2 separate regions of the Mus musculus genome follow, and region 2 is linked to region 1. The links are chromatin loops, found by intact Hi-C in ENCODE. Cell type or tissue: left cerebral cortex. All regions are shown on one strand.

Region 1 (8,000 bases):
ATGACAGGAAGATTCAGGGAAGAGAGGGCTAAAGTTATAAACCACCTATGCTCACAATGAAATGTTTGCAACTCCACCAACTCTATCTTGAGTAGAACTGGGTGTGATGGATCATGCTTGAAATCCCAGCATTTGAGAAGCAGAGATAGGAAGACTGCCACAGTGTAATACAGACTGGGCTACACAGCCAGCTGCAGGTCAACTGGAGCTACAACCTGAGACCCTATCTCAAAATAAAATCCAAATCCCTCATAAGGGAAGAGAAATAAGGTTGGCTAAATCATGGAAACATTTGTTCGACAAAGTATTTTCTGTGTGTCTCTCCCATATTAGGCTTTGGAAACCAAGTGTGAAACAATGTAGACAAGATTCCAGCTCCTAAGACAGTAGAGGGGAGGGTAAGATAACGATACATCAGAAAGGCCAGGGTGGGGGTGGGGTGGGGTAGGGGAGAGGAGTGGAGAGCACTCATAAGGAAAAATGGTTCAGGTCAGGGAAGGTGATGTCTAATATCACAGACAGCAGGACCAGAGCTTTGGAATCCTGCACACCTGAGTTCTGACTCTGGTTTTATTGGAGCCACCCCTGTAACCCTGGGCAATCTATCCACTTTCTCTGACTTAGTTTCATCAATAACGATACTGTTGAATGAGCATTGATGAAATGCACGACACAGACCTGGCAGTTTGTGGCCAAGTGGCAAGCATCCAATAAATGTTAGCTAAAATGGTATTAATGGTGACAGCAGGCCAAGGACAGCTAGGCAGAGGGAAGAGGAGGAGGGGAGAGGAGGAGGAGGAAGAGAGAGGAAGGAAGGAGAGGAGGAGGGAAGAGAGAGGAGGAGGGAGAGGTGGAGGGGAGAGGGAGGAGGAGAGGGAAGAAAAGGAATAGGAGTTGTTCCTGATAAATGTGTTTCCAATAAATGAAAACCAGAGAGGAGGCTCTGGGAATGAAAGAACAGAATCTGAGCCAAGTGTTGGGGGGTGCTTTGAGGAAAAGATGTAGAAGTGAAGCTAAAGCTGGAAAGGCAAGCAGAGCCCAGGTCAGCAGTGGCCAGCTCAGCAGTGGCCCTCCAGGAACTTTGTTCAGGGGAGAATCAAATTTGAGTTGACCTTGGCCTTGGTGTGGAAATGTAAGAGAGAATAAAGCGGCCAGGGACAGGAATACCAATGATGGGATTTTTAAAACAACTGCTGTAGGTTTTCACACACCACACACACACACACACACACACACACACACACACACACACACACACCAACCACTGCATCTAGATCCAAAAAGGACCCTGGAGTTACCACTTGCTTGTCTGTTTACCATTTTGTTGACTTACTGATGGATTCACTCATTTGTTCAATAAGCATCTATACTGAAGCTCATAAGTTCTTCATCCATCTATCCATTCATCCACCCAATGAGCATCAATAACTGAGATTACTATCAGCTTGTCTGTTCAGTATTTCATTCATTATCAACACTTGATTCAATTCAGTAAGCATCAACACTTGATTCATTAAGTATCAACACTTGAAGTTCAATACTTTTCGTTCATCTCAAACATCCATGTATCCATTTATCCATTCATCAGGCATCAATTCCTGTGAAGGTGGCACACCGCGCTGTGAGAGATATTAGCGAGCATCACCCTGCATACCCCTGTTTGCCAGGAGCACCCTACCCAACCATGACTGTCATCTCCTCTCCAGCTAGGAGGTGCCTTACCTTACCCTATCAACACAGACCCATATGTGCAGGAGTAAAAGTGCTTTATAGAGAGATCATGACAGTGCCACTGAGCAGATCAAGATGTAGCCCAAAGCATGGAGGTGGCTTGCCTTCCCTCCCCCTGGGAAACAGAAGCTACAGCTCAGAGGTAGAATGCTTACCTACTGTTGGCAAGGTCCTGAGTTCAATGCCCTACACAGAGAAGGAAAACACAACAAGAGTTCTGCGTGACCTTTGGCAAGTACGGGTCCACTGAGCTGACTACAGAGTGGAGTCAAATTCTGACATTTAAAATATCAAAATATCACCAGGAGAAAGATCACTGCTAGCTCTTATATTGGAAAATCCGAACTTGGAAAGTTAATTGCACAAATAATATGTTATTTGTGTTCCATAGAGATGAACCTTCCTGAAGTAAGATGGACTAAATAAGGGCGATTAGGGTCAAGAGAAGAAAGGAAGTCTTGTTAGACGAGTACCATTTTGAGAGTTTTGACGTCTATTTTATCTATTTAGCATCCCAACCTATCCACCATTGCTACATTCATATTAGGTTAAAATAGAGTGGAAGCCATTTGTATAGGTCAAATTGGAAAGGGAAAGTGGACAGGCTAAGAGAATGATACCTGCTACTTTTGAAGTGTAGAGAGAAGAGCTACCTAAATGGCAAATAGGTAGACTTTGATTATACTCAATCTCTAGGATTTCACCAGGCAAGCAGATCAAGGGTGGAATAGGCATATTTAAATCATAAGCCCAAAGAACTACTTGCAATGCGACAGAAAAGTGAAAAAAAACAAACAAAACAAACAAAAACAAGGAAGAAAACCCCTCAGATAGGAAAAAAACCACCTGCATCGTGTCACACTGCTGGATGCCAAGAGTGTGGGAGAATCTTAAGGCTGGGCTCTTCTCTGGCAGTCAGAAAAATCCCAGGCCAGATGGCATTTTAAAATCTAAACTCGTGTGTCTGTGCCTCTCTCCCACTAACCTACATTATTTTTAAAGCAGTTACAGCCATTTCTACAAGATACGATAATGTGTTGGCCCCTTGAAGAAAACAAAAAGCAGTCTTAATTGCAGAGAGAGAGGGGAGAGAGAGATTAAAATGACAGAACTTATTAAAAAAACAAAAACAAAAACCAAAAAACCTCCCATTGCTAATGAAACGGAGCACCCCGCAGCAAGCACAGCTTTTCAAACCCGGCCCATTCACAAACACATTTAAACACAGCTCACTAACAAAACGCTGAACACATTCGCTTGCCAGTTCTTCAAGACTCACTCGCCACCACTGAAAAGTAACTTGAATTCCTTGGGTCTCTGGGCATAGTCTCTGCCTGGTGTCACCTGGTCCGCCCTGCCAGGAGCTCCCCCAAAGGAATCCCTGCAGGACTTGGGGACCCCCCCCCCCCAAGCCTCCACCTGCCCTCCGGGAGGACCCTTCTCTGTCCTCACTGGCAAGGAAACAAGAGTAGCATTGTCCTCAGCGCTGTGTAATTTGCAAGATAGAACCTCTGGCGCTCTGGGTCTCCAGCCCAGCCACCTGCCCAAGTCCTCGTCACTACACTCCAACTGAGATCGACTCAAAGGCTCCCCGACTGCGAGGAGGTGTGAACAATGAAGTTATCTGGCTCGGATTTCCCACACCCAGCCACGCCGCCCGGAGTCCGGCGGTGGGAAGTTGGGAACTGAGCCCGCGGGGTCAGTTCCACGAGCGTCCCCCCTCGGCCGCGCCCCTCGCGTCGTCTGCCCGGGGGCTGGCCCGTTACCTCCTTCCTGCGGCTGGGCGCCCCGGGGCGGGTGATGAGGGCCGTCTCCTCGCACACGACGGCCACGTCCTCCACGAACACGCAGTCGGGCAGGCTCTCGTCGGCGGGCAGCTGCACCACCTGCAGCCCCAGCTTGCTGCCCAGCACGCCCACGTAGAGCTCGTGCTGGCGCTCGGCGCGAGCGAAATCCACCTCCTCGCCCTGCGAGCGCCTCAGCGCGTGGCGGCACAGGGACTCGGGCGGAGCCCGCACCACGGCGTGGGTGGCCCGGCCGAAGGCGGAGGGGTGGCCGAGGCCGGCCATGGTTCGCGCGGAGAGGAGGCGACGGTGGCTGGGTTTGAGTCGGTGGCTCGGTCCTCCCGAGAGCAGCGCGCGCCCAGCCTGCGAGCCTGCGAGCCTGCGAGCGCCCGGCGGCTCCTCTTGGCAGCCGATGAATGTGCTGCTGCGGGAGCCCGGCTCGCGCCCGGAGCCCTGCCCGCGCCACTGAGCATGCCCAGAGCTCCGGGCGCCGGCCCAGCGCCCGCGGGCCTATTCCTATGCTCTCCGCATCTGCCGCAGACCGGCCTGGGTCAATCGGGATGCGGAGGCCAGGGACTTAATCAGCAATGACTCCCTCCGTGGTGTGTGTATCCCACCGCAGGTGCACGCCTCACATGGTCCCCATGAGGACCTGGAAATTAGGCAGTGCTGAACTGGACCTGCTGGAGAAGACTTCACGGTCAGGGGACCAGGTGAAGGGCGATTGTTTATGGATAAACTTTCCCTTTCTCTTCTTCTCTTTTTATCCAGCACGTGGAACCTCGGTTCTCAGCGTGGCAGCCTGTCTTCACCCAAATTACCTCGACTTTCTCCAAATTGACCAACTGCCCCACGTGAAACTCAGTATAGTATAAAGAATGCATTTCTTCCCACCCAGGAGAAAGTAACCCAAAAGACAGACACACAGTTACAATAAGTATCTAGGAACAGTGATACTTCAAGCCCACAAGGCAATTTAAAGTGGGAAGAATGCCTCTTCTTGTTTTCTCCGTTTTTCTTTAACTGCACTAGGCTTGTCATTCAATAAAGGAGTGTTTATCTAGAAACCAGCACACATACCTACCCTATCTCATCCCCATTCGAGGCTGAAGGCACAGAGATAGGGTGAGGGATGGTACTGTGGGCTTTAACAATGTCCTATTCCAGGCTTCCCAAGATACACTTCAAAGTCACTGTTTTAATAAACCTGTGGTCACAACAGACCTTGGGCGACATTTCACCCCTGATGAGCTTACAGCATCCATTCCGAGAAGGATCAACCACCTCATCCAGTCCCCACAACTACCTTAAACAACGAAGACTGCAAGAACCCAGCTGTATCTCACCAGGGCAGTGGGATTGGCAAAACCCTCGCCCCCCCACCCCCCACTTCCTCTCGCTAACATTCTCATCAGGACTCCAAAGATGGACTTGGGAGTCTCCGAACCCCGTAATGAAGCCACGTGGATGAAGTCTTTATCTGCTCTTCACCAACACGCTTCTTTTGAGGACTGGTGCTAGAGCTTAGTCCCCGGGGACGCCCAGAGCTTTTGCCCTAAAGCTCAGGTAACAAAGATTGACCCTAGAATACTTTTCTCAGTGCAATCAGTTCTGAAGAAAATGTGATTCCAATGTGTTTATTTCCAGAGCCTGCTAGAAGCAAGGAGCTAGCATTTTGTTCCCACAATAGAACTCTGCCCCCCCCACCCCCCACCCCCGCGGTCACAATTCAGTTCCTTGACCTTCGGAAGGAGATTCCAGCTTCCTTACAGCCTCGCCCTTCCTGTGGGAACACACCTTTCGGAATTCCTGTCACTTCTCGACCTTCCCTCTTTGCCGCTCAAGAATCCGTCCTTTCTTTGATGGTGATACAAAGCCTGTTCTTTTTCCTCTTTCACATATCAAAGTTTAAATAATCCAGGGGGTGTGCTCTTCTCAAGGAGACCACCTCCAAAATTCTGAAATAGTCTAAGGCGATAGTCTCCTCCCCCACGGGGTGCAGCACACTACTAACGTACAGGTCATTTCCATAATCAAGTATTATAATTGAACGAGGTGTGGTGGCTTGCACCTAAAACTCAAGTCCGATTGAGGCAGAGGGAGGCTTGAGGCTAGCATGGTCTACACAATGAGTTCTAGTTCAGTAGAGGATACATAAGAAGCTCTTGTCTTGGGTAAGCCACATATATTTATAAGCATACGTATGTATTTATACAGACACATATGATTTGACTGTGACCTTAGAAACCCTCTCATTTGATTATTTTGTCTAGTGTTTTGAAACCCAGCTGTGGCATCCAGTATCCGCGTCAACCTTTTGCTTGTATATTTTAAGCCCTGTTTAACAAGACCAGAAATATTCCATGTCTGAGGATCTATCCTGCTTAAGAAGTTCTTCGGTTTGAACTTCAATCCCCTTGGTCTCAGTTCTGCCTCCTGATGAAAGGGGCAGCGTTCTTTCACAAGCCGCTATTCACATATTTGAAGGCAGTGCTGTTATCTCTGCAGTCTGTCCTGACCCCTGCACTCTTGAAGCCTGATCTAGCAGGAAGCAGCTTCTGATTTGGTTTCACAGTCCTTTTAACATTCTCATGTTCTTCCTTTTGATGAAAACCAACTTGGCCATATCCCTTCTAAGACACCCAGACAAAAGATGATTGTCCCTACGCCTGACTGACGGACACGATGGCAGTTTAATCCAGATGGGAATATGCTCTTCTCAAGGGGACCATCTTCAAAATCCAGGCTGTACTTCTCCCTCGTGTTCTGTAACATACGACTAATTTAAAGATCATTTTGATCATTGAATAATATTTTTGAACCAGGTATGGTGGCTTGCACCTGCAGTCCAAGTACTAGCACCTGTGACAGGTGCACTGGTGACAGGTACATCCCATGACAGGTGCACCCCATGACAGGTGCATCTCTGATAGGTGCTAGGCTCTGTCAATCATGCATTCATTTCCCCAGTGCTCTGGTGCCAAGGCCCATGCTCCAGCCATCTTACAAGAGCTCTGATACTAGCTTTTAGAATTTCCAGGAACAAGTTCATCTATGCCATCCTATAGGGGTTGTCCCAGAAGAGCCCACAGTGGATAGGGGATTCCTTCTCTCCCTTAGCCCAAGGATGGTGTGGTAGTTTGCATAAGCTTGGCCCAGGGACTGGTACTATTTGGGTGTGTGGCCTGGTTGGAGGAAGTGTGTCACTGTGGGCATGAGCTTTAGCTACCTGGAAGTCAGTCTTCTCTTAGCAGCCTTCAGATGAAGAGTTAGAACTCTCAGCTCCTCCTGCACCATGCCTGCCTGGATGCTGCCATGTTCCCACCTTGATGATAATGGATTGAACCTCTGAACCTGTAAGCCATCCCCAATTAAATGTTGTCTCTATAAGAGTTGTCTTGGTCACAGTGTCTGTTCACAGCAGTAAAACCCTAACTAAGACAGATGACTTGAGTTTATGTTGATATAGCATCTTCCAGATTCTAAAATAAGGGCTTCAACGAAGGACAACTTGCTTCATTAGAAGCAAGCCCTCTAAGACCATCTAGGTTCTTCTCCTTAATCAGAACACTCCAGGGGTGAGCCTGCCTACTAGCACCAGATTAATATAAAAAACCATATGTAAAAAACCACACAATAGTTTTTAGACGGAAGAGTCCTAGCAGTGTTCCAAAGGTGAAAGCTCACCCATGTGTCTAGCTAACTCAGGTTAAAATGGAAGGCTTTGTTTCTCTTTGGTTCTTTGCTTCTGTGAACTTTATTCAACACTAAGGTTGTGTCTACCTTCAACGGAACATCACCTAGACACTACTCATGTCTGTGCCTCTCTGGAGCCTCAGCATTTTTCTATCACCCAATGCTCTCCACCAAATTTTGGACCGGGCCTTGTGTGTCACTCACGGCTTGCATTAACCTAGAGTATGATCAGAGCTGGTAAATCTTCCCCATAAATAGGTGTTGTCTGTGTTTTTTTTCCAAACTGGAATTGCAGAGCTTGCTTTTTTTTTTTTTTGCGCGAATCTAATTTTGTCATTTATCCTTATTTAATGTCATCTGCTTCATTCCAACATGTCTAAGTTTGATTCTGTCATCTCGTACATTATTTATTACTTCTAGCCTCTGCCATCTGAAATTTGATAAGAGTGCCTTCTGTCTGCTCTAAGCAGTTGTCAAGAAACATTAGAATGTCTACTGCTGAAAGCAGTAAAAAAACCACCCAAAGCCAGTGAATTCGAGTTTGCATGCTGTCATGCTTCAGCAGTGAAAGGTTGTTCTTGGGGAAATGGACCTTATTGAAGCTAACACATCTATAAGTTCATTTTCCTCATGCATATTTATCAGAAACTCTCGAGGCACAGCACCACACCACACACTTCAGAGCAATGCAAATAGCACAAGATGATCTTTGACCTTGAAGTGCTCAAATCTTACCAGAAAAAAAAACAACCCAAGATATGTAGAGCTCGAGCTATGATAAACACACAA
Region 2 (8,000 bases), 75 kb before region 1:
AACACTGTGCCAACTAAGTCTAGTAAATCTGGTAAAGTTGGGGGAGCTACTTCTTCAGTTATCAAATTGTGTGTAGTTATTTGTGCAAAAAGTTTTTAAGTAAGCGATCAACTGTGTGTTTTCAATACAATGAAGTTATGAAAGAAAATGAACACACAGATGTGCGCCAAAACAAGATACTGTAGATATCTCTAAGACAGTAGGGTAAGTTTCAAAATGACAAGAAGGGTCTTTGTCACACTGGGAAGAGGCTGCTGCCTTTTGTATCTTTAAACATCCTGTGTAAACTTTTCCTTTTAGATGGAAAAGACCACTCACTGCATGGCACAGGCCTACCACCCCCACAAGTATACACTGCACAGAACAAGAAGATATTTCGAGGATGTAATTCAGTTGACCAAATAGTTGACTTAAGTTAATCAAGAGGGAGATTAGCCTGAGTGACCCTGACCTAATCTGGGGCTCTTCAAAGAGCTTTTCACGACTAGAGAGAAGTCCGGAAAATGTTGTGATGGTCTCTTCTAAAAAAAACAAGAAGCTATTTTTAGTTACCCTACCATTGCTGGGATCCCCGACAGAAGTAACTTAAGGAGGAAGGGTTTGTTTTGCCTCGAAGTTAATTCACTCTAGATAGAACCTAGCACATGGAACAATGTGGCCATGGTTAAGTAGGTCTCCCCACCTTTACAGGCTCAGAGGGTCCTTTCCATAGTTATTCTAAATCTCAAGGTCGACCAGATGGACCGTCATCTCACAGCTGTAGTGAGACCACCCATGGAAGAAGGGTCTAAGGTGGCCTCTAGGAAGAGAAAACAATTGCTGGCTAATAGCCTACCAAAACAAAAAGAAAAAGAAACCCACCCAAAACAAACATCCAAACCAGGTTGTTAGTCTTACAACCACAAGAAACTAAATGCCATTTGTTGGCAGTCTGAATCAGTTCAGAAGAGGATCAATCTCTTGATCAGAAAGAATATTGCCTTGATAACCCTTCGACTGTGGCTTATGTTACCTTGAACAAAACCCTCAAGATATACCATGTTCAAACCTGTGACCTGCAAAAATTGAGAAAACAGACACACAGGCCCATGCTTAGGTTGTTTAGCTACATAGCAATAAAAACGGGGACCCAGGGAACTCCAAGTTTAAAAAGGTTTTAGTTAAGCCTGTGTTTGCAAAGTTCCTTGGTTAGAAGCAAAAAGAAAATGATATGATTATTTCCAACTTGTTTCCTTAGAATATGGTTCACCATTTGTAAGACTTTCCTAATAGATTCTCATGAATACCATTTTAAATGCCCAGGGTGAAGGCTCTGGCAGGCTTTGCCCCCCCCCCCCCCTTCCCACAAGGTCTATTCCTTTATTTGGCTACTTCCTTTTCCTAAGACTAACTACCAAGGTCCAGCTATCAAAGTACTAAAGTCAAGCAATCAAAAGTCTCTTTTGGGTCACCTAATTAACATGTCCAATTAAAATTTAATACTCCACCCTAATGTGTGGGGTAGGCGAAGGGTGGGTTCCCCTTTTATGTTTAAAAAACTACCATGTTCCTATTTGCCACAGCTGTCTCTTCACTATCCAGGGGCAGTCCTTTGTCTCTTTTGCAGACTCTCCCTTGTTCCCTTCCTCTTCTCCCCCCATCCTCTATCACCTGTCTTTGTCTCTTATTCCCTGCCCTCTGTCCTTCCAGGGCAAATAAATCTCCCTTGTGCTGAAACTTGGTCTTGGTGGTCCTGAGCTGATAGTGATTTCTTCCCAGGGGTCCTAGACACACAAAAAAACCTTCTTAATCTACAATTCATTGAATACAGTCAAATTTGAAAAAATGCCTAAAATAAGTATATAGCTAACAGATACCCAAAGAAATGAAAGTAACAAAAGTGTGTGTGTGTTATATGTGTGTGTATCTCCAAAGCAGTACCTTGGGAATCTATTTTAACCCATTTAGTTACGTAAATAATGAATGTTTATTGAGAGCTAGACATCATGATAGGTTGTGATCAGTGGTCATAAAAAAAATAGGTATGGCAAGCCCTCCAAGGTTCAGAGAACTCAGAATGTCAGAGGTGGGGATGGGCGGGGTCCTGTGAGAAGCTGACTTCTGAACATGGCATGACTGTTGTGTTCATGAACTCACAGCAGCTGTGATGCCTGCTCCAAGTTTGGCCCCTCAGCATTCCAGCACAGATGGGGGTCTCTTGAGGCCATATCCCTCAAGAGAGCTATTGGCAGCTAATCGTTGCTGAGGGCAAGAGAGCCATTTTCTTCAGTGCTATGGACACTCTCAAGTTGCACATGGCAGTAACAAATTCCCTATCCATGCTCACGAAAGCCACCCTAATCAAGTTCTGTGAGTGACAAGTGAGACAGAAAGAAGGCATGAAAGTGGGTGCACAACCTGAGGGGGAGGAAGATTCAGTGGGGCGAGAGAGGGCGATGGGCAGAAGATGGCCAAGTTACATCGTAAGCATGTGCGGAGTTGTTAATAATCCTTTCCACTAATATATTTATTTATTCACTTTACATCCCTGCTTCTCTGAGTCCCCTCCCTCCACAAGCCCTTCTCCTCTGAGAAGGGAGACATCCTCCTGGGTACAAATCCACCCTGGCACACCAGGTCGCTGTAGGACTAGGCACATCCCCTCCCACTGAAGAAAGCCCAGTGAGGAGAACAGGATCCACAGGCAGGCAACAGAGTCAGGGATAGCCCCTGCTCCAATTGTTGGGAGACCCACATGAAGACCAAGCTGCACTTCTGGTACATATGTGTAGGGTAGAGGGGGGCTAGATCTAGTCCACATATGCTATTTGGTTGCTGATTCAGTTTCTAGGAGCCCCCAAGGGTCTAGGTTAATAATTTTTAATTTAGTAAAAATAGATATGGCCCCTGTCTCAGTCATAGAAATGTTTGTGTGTGTATATATATATATACATATATATATATACATATTTGTATATACATGTGTTATGCATATAGTGCCTCTGTGGTTATAAAACTCAAACCATGTAAGTCATATATAGTTTGTTATAATATCACGTGTGGGACACTTCCTGTTTGAGAAACAAGGCAAGCACATTATTTAGACAAGGGCTCTTTGAGGAGGTGACATTTAAGTTCAATCAAAATGTCTACACTAGTTATTAGCCTTGCTGGAAAGCTACCTATGCTTAGAAACAAAAGGAGCTTCTTAGATGGTCTCCTGATTCTAAGCAGCTGACCCAAGTCTCCAAAAAACGAATGAATGAATTATTGTTTTAGAAAAGTGGCCTGTATAACTGGAAACATTTAATCCCTGAACGTTTCAAGTTATCAGAGTTGAATAAATGGCATTTCATCTTCTGATTAGTCTGGGAACGTCTCATATTTATAGAATGGCCAATATGTACAACTGTTATATAAACAGCTCACTTTCCCTCTTACTGAATCCTTATAAAAATAACCATTTCATGAATAAGATCTCTAAAAAAACGTTTCCCACAGACTGAGATATCTGTTGCATCTTTCCTCCACAGAGTTCTTGGATTTCTAAACTTACTGATTTATTTCTAGTGACAAGCACTAAAAATCAACCAGGATATTCTGCATCTTTGTACCTATATTTGTAATATGAGTGGGCCAGAGGTTAAGATGAGGTCATTTCCTGTTCTAGATTCTAAGAGTTGTACTCTCAAAACTGCTTTTGGCAGCCGCTAGTGTGTGATCGCGTTTTTCCTCCCACGGAGTTTACTGAAAACACCCCAGATGGTTGGTTATTCATGAGGCGAGTATTCTGGTATTCAAGCAAATTCAATCAGAAGCAAGAGGCTGGGTCCAAGGATGGAGGAAAGATGGGATTAAAACCAAAAGAGAATTTTAAAATTCCAGCAGAATGGATGCCCTTAGAGGTGAACAGGCGATCTCTGCTGAACAAATTAGACAGAAAAGAAGGTGTGTGAATGCTCACCTAACATTAATAATTGATAATTACATTTAATTTTGGGGTTGACTGTCACCGTGCCTTTATGCCTGTGAGCCACTGATGAATCCATGAGAAGATAATGGATTCCTGTCACCTGCCAAGCTCTGTGTGTTCTCATGTGTGTTCTCACACATCATACAGATCTCATCGGTGATGGGCTCATGCCTCACCCACTTCTCAGGACCAACCCTCCCGAGAATGGAGGGTTTACATAGCCAGTTCTCGGACACCCAGGATCAAACGATCTTTTCTGCTCAGTCCTCCTTTGGGTGACAATCCTGGGTTCTTTCCCCTGGGAATTCTGCACTAATAAAGCCCAGTTCCTTCTCAAATGGAAAGTCCTGCTTTGTGCTCTCCTGGGGGAATGGAGCCTTTGTCCTTTGGCACAACTGCAGAATGGCTTCTTTGTCATTATGTCATCTCCTCAGCTTAGACTCCAGAGCAATCAGAACAGAGGAACCTATCCATCAACAGTCAACAACCTGGGCTCTATAATGATTTTAGTAGGACAGGTACTCTCCATCACCAATTACATGGGAAATCTTATTAAGCTCGGTTTCTAAGTGCCAACCATTGTTTAAAGTGATCTGACACTGCATGTGCCGTTCAGTCACCACCACGTCCCTACAGCTACCTCCCAGGAACAAGTCAATGATGTTAGTTTCACCTCTTTTCCAAGTGGCTCAGTTCTGATCGGGAACGGGAAATCTGTTGTGCCGTTCCCATAGCCGTAGGAAGGAACAAACCCCCTCACCCTCCTTTGGATATTGGGTATGGATGTGGTGCCTGAAACTGGTGCAGCCACCAAGCGGCAACTGGGTATGGAGATGGAGAGAGTCTGCAGCCTCTGACATTGCTGAAGGGATGGATCTAGCAGCCTGGGACTTTATATGAGAGTGTTTATTTCCTAAGCAATTTGATTTGCATTTTTCCATTAAACGCAAGAAACCCATTCACTTATATGATAAATATTGATCATCCAAAGAAAATATCCAAAGAGTTAGTAACAGATCACCATATAACTAAGGGTACTAACTTTGGGGATAGAAACAATTGCCAACAAGAGACATCGTTCTTTCTGTAGGTATGGGGGAAAGCCTTGATGTCACTCAGACTATATACTATGTAAGATGTAACTTTTCAACTGATAACATCTGCTCTGGTAGCTGATACGAGTGTTGATCAAATGATACTTCCAACAACCCTCATATTAAGACCAACCTGCTTATAGGAAACAGCTCACAAACAGCAATCTGTAAAGTTAAATGAGCCATGGGAAGGGCTCCACTGTCTCAGTTCTGTAGATGAAGCCTAACCGTTACAGTTCTGCATGTCAGAGTGTCCAGCTGAGATTCTAGCACTCGCCTGTGCATCGGGGCACAGATCTGCAGGACCTGGGGCTTCAAAGAAGTGTAGACAGAAGCACAGAAGGTAAGCCACTGGGGCCAGAGTGCACGAGGTGACAAAACCAGTGATAACACAGATACTCCTGCACTGTCTGGAGCAACGACGACGAAGTTCCAGAGATTCCAAAGGCTCTCCCTAAAGATGTCACCCTGAGACTATCCCCTGGAAGAACATTCAAAGTGACAATCAGTTTCCCACTTGACAAGCAAAGAGAACTCCATTGGTCTTGACACTTCTCCTGACAGATACCATTTACATCCACCATTTACATCCACGTGTTCCCGTTCCTTGTTGATGGTGGGAACATAGTGCATGTTCTGAGTGCCCAAGAGCCACTGACTTTCAGCCTGCAGAGGACAAAGAAAACAGTGCTCTGCCACCAAAGGCCAAATGAAAATAAGTGTCAGCTGCCAAAAGGCCTGCAGAAATCCAGCATGTTAAAAAGTCAGGAAAACGACAAATGTCTACATCTTAAGCTAGTTTTCCAGAAAGCGGAGAGCTGTAAAAGTTTGCCGTGCACGCCATCCAAAACAAGCAATAGGCATAAGCACTCAAAACGCCATGACTTTCCGGGAGTTCAGAAAAGGTGCCCGCTGCCATTTATAACATAAAAGCAAACAGATCTAACGTATGGGGAATATTTTGAATTTCAATACAGGATTCATACATTACAGATCTTAAGTCACTCTGGATGACCCTACCCAGTTTTAAAATATTGTTTTTATTTGTGGGGAGTGGTGCATATGTGCAGGTCAGAGGACAACTTTTGGGCATCGCTTCGCACCATCTATGAGGGCTTTAGGAACAGAACTCGGGTCTCCAGGCCTGTACAGTTGGTGTCTCTACCTGCGGCTGTGCTATCTTCCTGACATGCACACAATTGCTGTTTTGTTTTGTTTTGTTTTGAATTTCACACTGTGTTCAGTCTGTCCTTGAACTCATGTCTAAGAGGGAGATGGATGGCAATGGTGAGCTCATGCAGCCATGGGGGCAGTGCAGGTGAGCGAACATGTCTGAATCTGGCTTGTGCTTTCTCTTTTTTTTCTTTTTAAAGATTTATTTATTTTATGTGTGTGAGTACACACCAGACACATCAGAAGAGGGCATCAGATCCCATTATAGATGGTTGTGAGCCACCATGTGGTTGCTGGGACTTGAACTCAGGACCGCTGGAAGAGCTGTCAGTGCTCTTAACTGCTGAGCCGTCTCTCCAGCCCCTGGCTTGTGCTCTCAAAGGAGAGTTGATGGGATTGGTGGGTTAGATGCAGAGAAGGGAGATGATGGAGCAGGATGATTGTAGGCTTTCGCGATGAACAATCGGCTAGAAAGGGCATCACTTCTCATCTGTATGAAGGCAGGGAGTTAGGAGAATATGTGTCTAAGTTAGGGTTAAGATGCAAGATGAAACATCACGACCAAAGCGACTTGGGGAGGAAAGGCTTCATCACTGTTCAACATTGAGGGAAGTCAGGACAGGAACTCAAGCAGGGCAGGAACCTGGAGGCAGGAGTTGATGAAGAGGCCATGGAGGGATGCTGCTTACTGGCTTGCTCAGTCTGCTTTTTTGGAAACCTGGGACCATCAGCCTACAATGGGGTGGGCCCTCCCACATCAATCACTAATAAAGAAATGCCCCATACAGGCTTGCTTACATCCCAGTGTCCAGGTGACTCTAGCTTGTGCCAAGCTAACATAAAACTAATCCACACTGTAAGGGTGGAAAGATGTAAAAATTCTGTTTCGGTCTTGTTAGATTTGAAGTGTTCTGTATTCAAATCTGAATGTGTTGGTCTGGGCTTCTGCAAGGATAACTGTCAGACTGGAAAAAGCTGGGCAGTGAATGATATGCACAGGTACAAACAACCCAGAGATGGGGAGGGGGAGCACGGGGTAGATTGTGAGTTGTACGAAGGGTGTCAGAAACTTGTCTCAGCTGCTAAGTTCTAGAGACGAGACCCTTGGAGGTGTGTTGCTCATTTATTGCCCATGGGGAGTGGTGGTGTTGGTGGCAAAGCATGGGAAAACCCCTCTTTGTCAGGAAGAACTGCATATTCATTATGGCTGTCCAGATAAGATCTAGATCCGTGGTGCTCAGCCTATAGGTCAGGTCACGACCGATTTTTTAGGGGGGCACTGAATGGCCCTTTCACAGGGGTCAGTCACCCAAGACCATGGGAAAATATAGACATTTATGTTATAAGTCATAACAGTAGAAAAATTACAGCTATGAAGTAGCAACAAAATAATTTATGATTGGGGAGGTCATTGCAACATGATACACTGTATTAAAGGGTCGCAGCATTAGAAAGGTTGAGAACCACTGATCTAGACAAAAGGTCTCAACACAAACGAATGGATGGATGGTACTTTGTGGCAGAAACAGGTATCTGAAGGCTTGAAGAGCTGCTTGCCAATTGTCTAGACACTTTCTTGTTAAACTCAGCTCTGCAGGTGCATAAAGTTTTATTCTCTCGGAAACCATGAACCTTGTTATCATTTGAGCATGATGCAGGATGAAGTTTGTTAAGCCAAACGAATCAATTGGGTAGGCGAGGTGGTAGGAGGTGAAGCTGTCTAACATGTTCTGGATCAATCTGTCCAATTTCTATTTACACTATATGGCAACCTGGGATGA

What was found. Peaks named below come from ENCODE experiments on the same cell type or tissue, not always from the same donor. Only the 100,000 strongest peaks of a DNase experiment are listed, where the experiment ranks them.
Region 2: a loop joins it to region 1, with 7 times the contacts of the local background. A loop is called at or near these places in 3 of 42 quality-filtered maps.

Annotation. Positions count from the first base shown.
Region 1 is chr3:145,754,662-145,762,661 of GRCm38, reverse strand. Ddah1 (dimethylarginine dimethylaminohydrolase 1) reads right to left here and starts at 3,970. Exons shown (of 6, transcript NM_026993.3): 1 at 3,498-3,970. The coding sequence starts at 3,800. In left cerebral cortex, no CTCF peak of the experiment used is centred here; DNase peaks (open chromatin) are centred at 2,664, 2,946 and 3,814; H3K4me3 peaks cover 1,891 bases; H3K27ac peaks cover 1,260 bases.
Region 2 is chr3:145,829,821-145,837,820 of GRCm38, reverse strand. The region is part of intron 1 of Ddah1 (dimethylarginine dimethylaminohydrolase 1); the gene reads right to left. Among named protein-coding and RNA genes, the nearest start is that of Gm35187, 57 kb to the left of the region's middle. In left cerebral cortex, no CTCF peak of the experiment used is centred here; a DNase peak (open chromatin) is centred at 3,685.